Linked DNA regions of Homo sapiens: region 2 is linked to region 1. A link is a contact called in ENCODE Hi-C or POLR2A ChIA-PET data. All regions are on one chromosome and are shown on one strand. The core of a region is the stretch at or near the end of the contact, and the rest is flanking DNA. Distances in the headings are between cores, read along the strand shown.

The links. Hi-C counts contacts between places; a loop is a spot of excess contacts on that map. ChIA-PET counts read pairs that join two places held with the same protein, here RNA polymerase II (POLR2A). Pooled maps may share reads with other maps.
Region 2: a loop to region 1 is called in a map of PC-9, with 8 times the contacts of the local background. The contact joins the enhancer-like site here to the promoter of EIF3L in region 1. A Hi-C loop is called at or near these places in 7 of 168 maps with a recorded cell type or tissue (B cell, CD14-positive monocyte, CD4-positive, alpha-beta T cell and 3 more), 9 of 37 single-sample maps with no recorded cell type and 15 of 50 pooled maps. POLR2A ChIA-PET finds 5 or more read pairs at or near these places in 5 of 52 experiments (CD4-positive, alpha-beta T cell, CD8-positive, alpha-beta T cell, GM10248 and 2 more).

What each region holds. Positions count from the first base shown.
Region 1 is chr22:37,847,382-37,852,691 of GRCh38, reverse strand. EIF3L (eukaryotic translation initiation factor 3 subunit L) reads right to left here and starts at 3,273. Exons shown (of 13, transcript NM_016091.4): 1 at 3,210-3,273; 2 at 2,629-2,677; 3 at 1,202-1,412. The coding sequence starts at 3,242. It overlaps MIR659 (microRNA 659), which reads left to right and starts at 4,918; the gene lies at 4,918-5,014. It also overlaps a transcript of ANKRD54 not described here. RefSeq lists a silencer at 96-390 and enhancers at 2,587-3,108, 3,109-3,631, 3,632-4,154.
Region 2 is chr22:37,749,199-37,754,508 of GRCh38, reverse strand. It overlaps TRIOBP (TRIO and F-actin binding protein), which reads right to left. Exons shown (of 24, transcript NM_001039141.3): 12 at 2,681-2,737. Among named protein-coding and RNA genes, the nearest start is that of H1-0, 53 kb to the left of the region's middle. RefSeq lists enhancers at 1,335-1,955, 1,770-2,969. Within about 2 kb of position 1,853, at least 33 of the 41 ENCODE cell types and tissues checked have a DNase peak (open chromatin) inside an H3K27ac peak, as active enhancers do; they include PC-9, where a contact is called at or near this core.

The DNA of each region.
Region 1 (5,310 bases), core at 2,024-4,523:
AAACCATGCAATGTCTGAGGTTTCCTCTGCTTTTCAACTACAATCAGCTCTTTCAAAACAACAAAAAAAGAAAACACATGTCAGAGATCCTATTCATTGATCAATAGGCCTTTGGCTATTTGTTTTCTCTCCCTCATCCTTCTGACTTGCTTAAATTCTATTTCCTTGGTGAAGTCACTCCTGACTATCCCAGCTTTGACTGACCTATCTTATCTCTAACGCTCATTACACAACGGCAGCCCCTCAAAACCTGCGGAGTTCAGCTTGCTCTGATATGTACTGAAGGGCTGCATAGCACAGTTTAGAAATTAGGCTTTGGTGCCAGACACTGCAGGTTCAAATCTCAGCACATCCATTAAACTAGCTACATGACTTATTTCTGTGCTGTTTCCTCATCTGTAAAATGAGAAAAACTGCTACTTCATGGGCTTACTGTGAAGGGTAAATGAGTAAAAACACAAACAACACACTGAACATTGATGGATCTATCCTGGTAATAAAAACAAATGCTAATCATTATTATTATAATTGTTAATAGTGATATTATTTTAGGCTTTGTATAAATTTCTGAGGATATAAAGTCCAACAGGCCGGGCATGGTGGCTCACGCTTGTAATCCTAGCACTCTGGGAGGCCAACGGGGGTACATCACTTGAGGTCAGAAGTTCAAGACCAGCCTGGCCAACATGATGAAACCCCGTCTCTACTAAAAATACAAAAATTAGGCCAGGCATGGTGGCTCCCACCTGTAATCCCAGTGCTTTGGGAGGCTGAGGCGGGTGGATCACTTGAGGTCAGGGGTTCAACACACGCCTGGCCAACATGGTGAAATTCTGTCTCTACTAAAAATACAAAAAAATTAACTAGGCATGGTGGCACATGCCTGTAGTCCCAGCTACTCGGGAAGCTGAGGCTGGAGAATCACTTGAACCCAGGAGGCGGAGGTTGCAGTGAGCCGAGATCTTGCCACTGCACTCCAGCCTGGGCGACAGAGTGACACTCCGTTTCAAAAAATAAACAAATGCATAAATAAAATAAAGTCTAACAAAATAAAATGTCCCTAGCCTCAAGGACTCACAAAGACCCCCACCCCCCAACCCCCCCGAAAGTACTGTTTACAGAGTGCTCACCTCATTTGTAGGAACTATATTACCAGGCCAGTCCCACCCAGAAAGAGGCCCTTTCAGCCAGTAGCCCATACCTGTTCTCATAGATGTCCTGGATCTCATACACCTTCTGGTCAATGACATCACTGGAGACACGACTGGCCTGTAGCTCATACACTTTCTGGTCAATCAAATCTGAGACAGTTTTGTGGAAATACTGGATGAAGTTTTTGATCACCTCAGGGATCACCTGATAGGTTTGCTGTTCATACTGACGTTCATAAGCAAGGTCCTGCTTTGGATCTCCTGGAGGTTGGATACAACAAATACAGAGTATGCTCAAACCCACATATATGATAGAACGAAATGGCAAGACCACCCCAGAAACTAAACTCAGGTCTGCGTAAAATTCCCTTTTGAATACTCAGAGATACAAACATCTCAAGTCACTCCCAATCTCGTTGTCCCTGTTTCTTCAAAAATATTACCATGACTTAAAGTTATTTTTCACTTATTATCTGTTTTGCACCCTTCTCCCAAGTCTAGGAAGTCAGGAATCTCGTCTGTCTTGTACTCAGACATACCCTCAGGGCCTAGAAAAGTGTGCGTTGGAGGGGAGAGAGGCAAGACTGTTGGAAAGTAAGTGGTAACAGGTACTTAATATTTCTTGAATGAATAACTGTCACCTTTTAAATATATGACTGTGCCAAGTTACTACTAATAAACCTCTCTGCTATATTTTCTATTCTTTAGGAGACATTAACATACAGAACTGCTGTAAGGATTAAACAAAATATTTCATACAAAGTACTTAGAACAATGGATAACACTGACTACTAAGTCAAGTCACTATAACGTTTCAGGAAACCTCAGACACCTCCTAAAAAGATTTCATTCGGGCTTGGTTTGAATTACTTAAATTTTTCACATCAAGATTTTCTTCCTTGGGGCAGGCGCGGTGGCTCACGCCTGTAATCCCAGCACTTTGGGAGGTTGGGGCGGGTGGATCACCTGAGGTCAGGAGTTCAAGACCAGCCTGGACAACACGGCGAAACCTCGTCTCTATTAAAAAAATTTAAAAATTAGCTGGGAATGGTGGTGGGCGCCTGTAATCCCAGCTACTCAGGAGGCTGAGACAAGAGAACTACTGCTTGAACGAGGGACGCGGAGGTTGCAGTGAGCCGAGATCGCACCACTGCACTCCAGCCTGGGGGACAGAGGGAAACTCCATCTCAAAAACAAAAACAAAAACAAAAACAAAAAAGCTTTTCTTATTTGGCTAATAGTTTACACAAGAAAACCATAGCCAGGTAAGTAATCCTTCTCTTCCAAGACTGAGGTGGACTATGATAAAAAGCCTGGTTTATTAGGCTTTATAAAACCCCTCGCACTGGCAGCTAATGACTGACTCCAAACCTGGACCATCAAAGAGCAATTTTTGATGCCTGTCAGAGCTGGTTCTAAGACATTCCAAAGGAACTGATCCCTACGAGTACTCAGCCAGCCTAACCCGTGGTCTCACCTGTGTGCATATCATAGTCGCTGGGATAAGCGTAGGGGTCATAAGCCGCCTAGAAGGAAAGAGACACAGTCAAGGACAGCCGCCAAGTCGTGAATTCAAAACGCTCATCCTAGAGTCTAGATGCCAAGCAGAGAGCTAAGGATACAGAGGCGAATAAGACACTGTGCCTGCCTTTGAGGAACTCACACGCCTTAGAGAAAAGGGACAGTAAACAGACAATGACAATACAACATTACGGGTGCAATGAGGTGGAGCAAAGGACAAGAGGCTGTGGGAATCAGCGAGATTTGACCAGACGGAGCCTAGACCAAAAAAACTCAGGTGCAGAAACACAGAAACGTCTAACAGGCCTTAGTCTCCGGTCTTAGAAAGGGGAAGGACAAGCCAATCGAACACGCGAAGTGGGCGGGCAGAGCCAGGGTTGTCTAGGGACCGGGAACTGTGGGAGCAGCCTGAGGGCCGGGCGGGAGGTCGGCCGGAGCTGGCCGCGACCCGGAAGCTGCCTCGCGCCGGGACCCACATCCAGTGGTCCCAGAGATCACCCCGTCGTGGAGCCCACCGCGCCCTTACGGCCACCTTACCTCAGACTCATAATCATCAGCGGGATAAGACATGGCTGCCTCGCTTGCGAGCACCGCCGGAAAGAGCGAAATGAGCGGCCCGCGCCTGCGTCCTGAGGCCGGAAGTTCAGCCCCACTCGGGCCTGCCGGGAAACCGGAAGCCTTTCCGAGGCCTCTGGCCATCTGAGACAGCCATATCCAGAAGGAAGAGGAGCCGCGTTCCGTGGCTCACACCTGTAACCCCACCAGTTTGGGAGGCCGAGGCGGGCGGATCACCTGAGGCTGAGGCCGGGGGTTTGAGACCAGCCTGACCAATATGGAGAAACCCCGTCTCTACTAAAAATACAAAATTAGCCGGGAGTGGTGGCGCATGCCTGTAATTCCAGCTACTCGGGAGGCTGAGGCAGGAGAGTCGCTTGAACCCGGGAGGCGGAGGTTGCGGTGAGCCGAGATCGCGCCATTGCACTCTAGCCTGGGCAACAAGAGGGAAAACTCCGTCTAAAAAGAATAAGAGGGTTACAAGTAGCCTGAATTTTCCTCTCTTCAAATAGGGACTTCTCAAAGAAGGTGAATCTATAATAGTGGTGTAGATTCAGATATAAGGACACGTATTTGGCGTAAAGGAGAGGCAAAGTTAGAGGAACCAGAAAGAATGCTACACAAAAGATGGCCGGCTTCTCGCGTGAAGGAAGATTCGGATACGGGGGCCTGATGGATTTAGTTGTAGGCGGTTTGCCTGCAGCGAGTAAATTATTCAAACGTTCGGACTTCACAAGACTAAACTTACTGGGGATAAAAATTGAGATTTGGCCGGGCGCGATGGCTCACGCCTGTAATCCCTACACTTTGGGAGGCCGAGGCGGGTGGATGATCTGAGATCAGGAGTTCGAGACCAGCCTGGCCGAAATGGCGAAACCCCGTCTCTATTAAAAATACAAAAATTAGCCGGGAGTGGTAGCGTCCGCCTGTAATCCCAGCTACTCAGGAGGCTGAAGCAGGAGAATCGGTGGAACCTGAGAGGCAGAGGCTGTAGTGAGCCGAGATCGCGCCACTGCACTCCAGCCTGGGCGACAGAGCAAGACTCCGTCTAAAAAAAAAAAGAAAAAAAAAAATTGAGATTTGGTCCCATGCAGTAAGAGGGAATGGAGAACAGGAGCCACCCAACTTTGGACATTAAAGTTGGAGCAGGCAAAGATGAGGCCAGCTGTGTCGCGAAGCCTGGGACATGGGCAGCTCTTGAGTACACCGGGTTCGAGGCCAGGGGAAACCCTCAAGGTAGAGATGGGGTTATAAAGCAAACCAATAAAAACCGGTGTATGAGTCAAGGAGAGGCCTTAGTTTAGCCATCTGCCCATACACAACACCTAGTGGAAATCCGAGTTCCAGTCCCTACTCCGCCACTGATTTGCTGTGTGACCAGGACTCTCTGGGTCCCTTTGTCACGCCGCCCTCCTTGCTTTTCCCACTGAGGCACGCTCCACCTCTGGGATTTTGCACTCACTGTTATCCAAGTCTAGAATCGAATGCAGTGGCACCCCCACTCCCATTCCCTTCCCCATCGGTATCTGCATGGCACCTTCAGGTGTCTGCTCTGATGCCATCCACTCAACATCCTATTGAGAATTGCAATGCCCAGCCCCAACTCCCTATGCTGCGTTCTTGTTTTGTGTTTCTTCCTTGTGCTGTCACCAGAGGTGACACAAATTTGGAAATAATGGAGCTTAAGCTTTACCGACCCTCGATTTGGTTCAGGACCTTCCCTGAACCAAGGAAGAGTCACAGTCTCTTCCTTGGTTCAGGGAGGGTCCCCAACAATGTCCTCATGGTCCTTTGCTTTTGTAAAATTTGTGAAATATTTTTATTGCTGAAACCACCTTTGCAAAAATTGTAACAGTGAGAAAATAATGACAGTGAAAGAGATCTGATCTAACCAACCCTCATCTTCCATTTAATCTTCAGACTGCCCTTAATCATTCCTGGCTCGAACCGAGCTAACTTTGGGAGACATTTAGTTTCTAGTTTAAATAATAACCCTTCTCCGAGGCCTGGCACAGTGGTTCACACCTGTAATCCCAGCACTTTGGGAGGCCAAGGCAGATGGATCACCTGAGGTCAGGAGTTC
Region 2 (5,310 bases), core at 604-3,103, 97 kb after region 1:
CAATGGTCCCCTGGGAAGTAGGACTGGATGGAGCCCTGGAGTAGGAGTGAGTGCCAGCCACAATCTGCTGCCTTTTTTTTTTTTTTTTTTTGAGATGGAGGAGTTTTGCTCTTGTTGCCCAGGCTGGAGTGCAATGGTGCAATCTCCACTCACTGCAACCTCCCCCTCCTCCTGAGTTCAAGTGATTCTCCTGTCTTAGCCTCCCGAGTAGCTGGGATTACAGGCGCCCGCCATCATGCTCAGCTAATTTCTTGTATTTTTAGTAGAGATAGGGTTTCATCATGTCAGCCAGGCTGGTCTCAAACTCCTGGCCTCAGGTGATTCACCTGCCTTGGCCTCCCAAAGTGCTGGGATTACAGGCGTGAGCCACCGCGCCCAGATGCACGGTCTGCTTCTTGAACTGTAGGCTGGCTACCCACATCCGCAGCAGGTGAGAGCGCCCTAAGCTGTAAGTTTAGGATTTGTGATTGGGTGCCTTCCTGCAGTGCCTGTCTCTGCTCCAGCTGGGGTTAGATTGGCAGGACATGTAGGAAAGGGGTGGGGGCGCCAGAACAGCCTGATAGTATGCCAAGCCCAGCCCACCTCTGGGCTTCTGGTCACTCCACTGGAATGCCAGTCGCGGCCCGCCCACTGCCAGGGTCAGTGCATATCACCCGGTCCCCAGCCCTCCCAGGGTTCCCTCACATCACCAAGCCCTGTCTGTGCTGTTGGTTGTTTCAAGTACTTAGTTTTCTCTCCTCAAGAAGATGGTAAGTTCTCAAGGGGCATGCAACGACGATACCTTCTGCTTCTTTCCACATTGCCTCCCTGAGAAAAGGAGTTTTGTATCCAAGAGTTCCCTTTCTCTCTGTGTGCCTTTAGGCAAGTGTCTCCACTTTTCTGAGCTTCAGTCTTCTGAACCATAAAGTAGGGCTACTAAGAAGTCCCTATAGCTGGGCGCGGTAGCTCGCGCCTATAATCCCAGCACTTTGGGAGGCTGAGAAGGGTGGATCATCTGAGGTCAGGAGTTCGAGACCAGCCTGACCAACATGGAGAAACCCTGTCTCTACTAAAAATACAAAAAAAAATTAGATGGGCATGGTGGCGCATGCCTGTAATCCCGGCTACTCGGGAGGCTGAGGCAGGAGAATCGCTTGAACCCGGGAGGCGGAAGACACAGTGAGCCGAGGTTGCGCCACTGCACTCCAGCCTGGGCAACAAGAGTGAAACTCTGCCTCAGAAAAAAAAAAACAAAAATAAAAAACAAAAAAAGAAGTGCCTAGACCTTCTGGTGAGGCGAGCGGCGCCCATCCTCTCTTGTGTGGATGGCTGTCATGGCCCTTGGCATAGGGATGGACACCAACCAGGTTGCTGGGTTTGTTCTGGGAGGCCAGGCCTCTTAGAAGCATTTTCCTCTCACTAAGTAAACGGAGTTGCTGCTGCAGACCTCAATTGCCTCTCTGTAAAGTAGGACAGGGGTTCTATGCCAAGAGGTTTCTTTAGCTCTTCCAGGCCTAGCCTATGACTGTCTGAGATGGAAGCTGGGTGGAGCTCCATGGGCCTCAGGTGCGCTGAGTTCTGAGCCTGGGTCTGCCCCAGGTGCTCCTAGGCCTGGAAGAGACCAACACCCTCATGGGCCCGTCTCCTGTCTGTGCACCAAGGGGTTGGGCTGGCTGAATTCCCAGGGCCCTTCCAGTTCGGACATTCCAGAACCCTGTGATAGAGGATGACTAATGGCCAGCTCTGGGTGGGGCCTGTAATCCCTCTGCCCTCCGGGGACCCTGGGTGGGGAGGCCAGGAAGGGGTCACTGGCGGGGTGCCGGGCTTTGTGTGAGCCTAGAGAGCAGCCACCAGGGACAGCGGGCAGGCAGCGGGTAGGGAAGGCTGTGGGCTGGAGGGAATAAAACATGTGGGCCGGAAACACAATGAAATCCCCTCTGGCTCAAAGCCCTCTCCGGCATGCAGGCTGCACGCAGACCAGAGCAGCAGGCGCATGCAGGGCAGGGGTGGGGAGACGCTCCTGCCCAGGCAGTGTGGGCAGGGAGCCAGCCTGGCAGCCGAAAGAACAGAGCTGAGGAAACAGCCACTGTCCCTGCTGGTTCCAAGGACACATATGCCAGAGGAAGGGAAGGGTCTTTAGCTGAGCCCACAGTAAGTGCCAGGAGCTTTGTGGCACCTGTACGTGCTTGATCTCTCTGACCTTGTTATCCACTCTAGAAAGAATCACCATTATCCATTATGCCCATGTCACAGACGTGGCCACTGAGGACTAGAGGAGGCTTTGACTCAACCAGTGGGGATCCAGGTGGGTGAAACCCCAGCACCTGCGCCCTGAGCCCCACCCCCCTCAGACCAGGCTTTAGGAATCTGTGTCTCGGGCCAGACAGCTTCTACGAGCCCTTCCACCCAAGACCCTTGACTCCCACCCAGGCTCCTACTGAGGTGGCAGGGCCAAGAGACTCTTGATGAGATCAAGGGATGGGGCACTGGGTGTGAGGGGCTAGACGGCCCCTTGCTGTGATCCCTTTTACACACTGCAGACTGCTCCAGGAGGCAGAAGCCTAATGGGCAGCCTCCACCCCTCCCAGCCCCACCCCCAGGGTTCTCACACCAGCCCCAGCCCCACCCCCACTCCTGGGCTGCCCAGGGGCCCAGCAGCAGCACAAGCCAGCTTCCTCCCCTCCGGCCTCAGTCCTCTTACCTCTCCAGGCTCGTCCAAGATCGACATCCATCCCTTCTTGAAGTTGAGCAGATCGGGCTGTGGGGAGATGAGGAGGGAGGTGAGTTGGGTCCAGCAGGAAGCCAATGGGGGCTGGTGAGGGGAGCGTGCTGCACCCACCCTGTCCCCAAGTCCTGTGGGACCGAGCTCCTGGGAAGCCAGCCAAGAGGGCTAAGGCCCTAGGTAACCCCCAAGTCCAAGCAGGCCTCCCAGCCACTGAGGCAGCCCTGGCCCCTTTCCTGATAGTGGCACTCAGAGAGCCAAGAAGTTGGGCTGGGTGGCTGGCACACACACCCAGATGTCCCAGGGGCCTCTCTCCAGCCGACCCCTCGCCCAAGAATGGGAGAGAGGGGCTGGGAGGACTCTGCCTGCATAGAGACCCCCTGAGAGCTCAGAGGGCAGTCCAGACCAGCAGCACTGCGCGAACTGTCCAGTTCCTCCCTCTGACGAGGACCAAGTGCCCCACGGACCCTCCCATGGGCCCGCCAGTCCTGTCCTTTCCTCGGCTCCAGGAGACTATGGGAGGTGGAGCCAGTCACAGGCTGGGGTCAGAAACCCTCTGGTCCCCGCCTAGATCTCTTTGGGAAGGGTCAGTCCTGGCAAGCCCTACCTTCTGGGTGCCGCCCAGGGGGGCACAGCCCCGGGGTCTGGGGGCTACCAGCTGCAGCATGTCCCATGGAGACCTGTGCCAGGCACCCCCACCCAGGCCTAGATAAAGAAGTTGCTCATCCTGATATTTTTCTGACCATGCTCATCTAGTGGGTGCCAACCACCAGACCCTCCCTTCCTGCTGGGGAGACCTCTCTCATCTAAGTCCCGGTCCCTCTGCAGTCTCCGCTCCTGGCGCCGGCAGGGAGGAGGTGGCCACCGGTTGCCATGGCTCTGAGCCTACCTATCAGCCCCTACATCGAGGCCTCACCAGGCCAAGGTGTCTGGTTGCCTGCAGAGAACGGGTGGCATGGCTCAGTGGAGTGGGCGGTGACAGTGGCAGCTGGAAACCACAGCCACCCTGCCTGGCCACCTCTCCCGACCCACTCTCCACCCACGGAGCCCCTTCTCAGGTATAGGAAGTGGACCAACCGGGGCTTGGGACAGCTGAAGATCCAGAACCTTCCACAGCCACAGTCGGGGGACCCAGTAGGTTGGCATCCCAGCCCCTCCCTGTATACCTGTCTAAGGGAGAGACACAGGCTCTGCTCACGGCCGAGAACCCCTGGGGCTGCGTTTGTCCCGCTGCTCTGTATTCTGCCCACCCCGTCTTCCACCTGAGACGGAGGCTGCCCAGGGCGATCCCAAGCTAAGAATGAAGATTGGTGACCACACCTGGCTCCACTTCCCCTCAGTCTGGGACCTCCTGTGGCCCCAGGGCCTTGCAGGGGGCTTGACCACAGCAAGGCTCAGGAAAAACTTGCTGAGGAAATATCTACCCCCTGGTCTAAATTTCTGTGCTTTTTGGGCCATCTCCCCTACCCCCACCTAGCCCGGAGGAGCCAGGCTTCCTGGGCCCACAGAGCTGGCACCACTGGGCAGTCCCAGGCGAAAGTCCCTGGGCCAGGGCTGGGAGATTGGGGCAGGAATGACAAGCTGTCAGGCTGGAACCTCTAGGGCTGCCTGGGAAGTGGAGTCACTGTGACCTTCCTAAGTCACATCCCCTCTCTGAGTCCTGGCTGCCTGATGTGGCAAATGACGGGGCGGTCCTCCCCTCCCGCAGCTTCCGACAGGACTGAACGTGTCTGTACAAGGAGAAACCTAGTGATCCTCCAGAGCCCAGTACAGACACATCACATACCATGTCAGGCACGCCATGACACAGTGACCTTGGGGATAGAAGGTCACCAATTTGAGTTTTGTTTTGTTGAGACAGGGCCCTGCTCTGCTGCCCAGACTGGAGTGTGGTGGTGTGATCACAGCTTACTGCTGACTCAACCTCCTGGGCTCAAGCGATCCTTCCACCTCAGCTTCCAAGTAGCCGGGACGACATAAGCACTCCACCATGCTCAGCTAATTTTTTTTTTTTTTTTTTTTTTGTAGAGATGGGGTCTCCCTATGTTTCCCAGGTTGGTTTCAAACTCCTGAGCTCAAGTGATCCGCTCACCTCGGCCTCCAAAAATGCTGGGATTATAGGTGTGAGCCAATGTGCCCGGCCAACCAATGTGAGTTTTTAAACTGGCAGGGAAACCTGTCCCCAGGGTCAAAAGGTCCGATCATCTAAATCTCCCACGATGCCCCTTCATACAGGGCTCTTCAGGCCCAGCTACCTCTTCTTCACCTGCTAGAAGCTCAGTTTCTCCTTCCGCCTTTCGGGAGTACTGGCAGGTTCTCACAGCCCCGCCTCCTACCTGGCCAGGCACACAACCCCTCTACACACCCTCGGGCTGGCGGGACTCACTCAAAAAGGCTTGGTATCCCAGGCTTGCTTAACAGTTCCAGGGACGGCTCCAGGTGGCTTGCTTTATTTTTGAGACAGAGTCTCTGCTGCCCAGGCTGGAGTGCAATGGCGCCATCTCGGCTTACTGCAACCTCCACCTCCCGGGTTGAAGCGTTTCTCCTGCCTCAGCCTCCCAAATACCTGAGATTACAAGCACCCACCACCATGTCCAGCAAATTTTTTT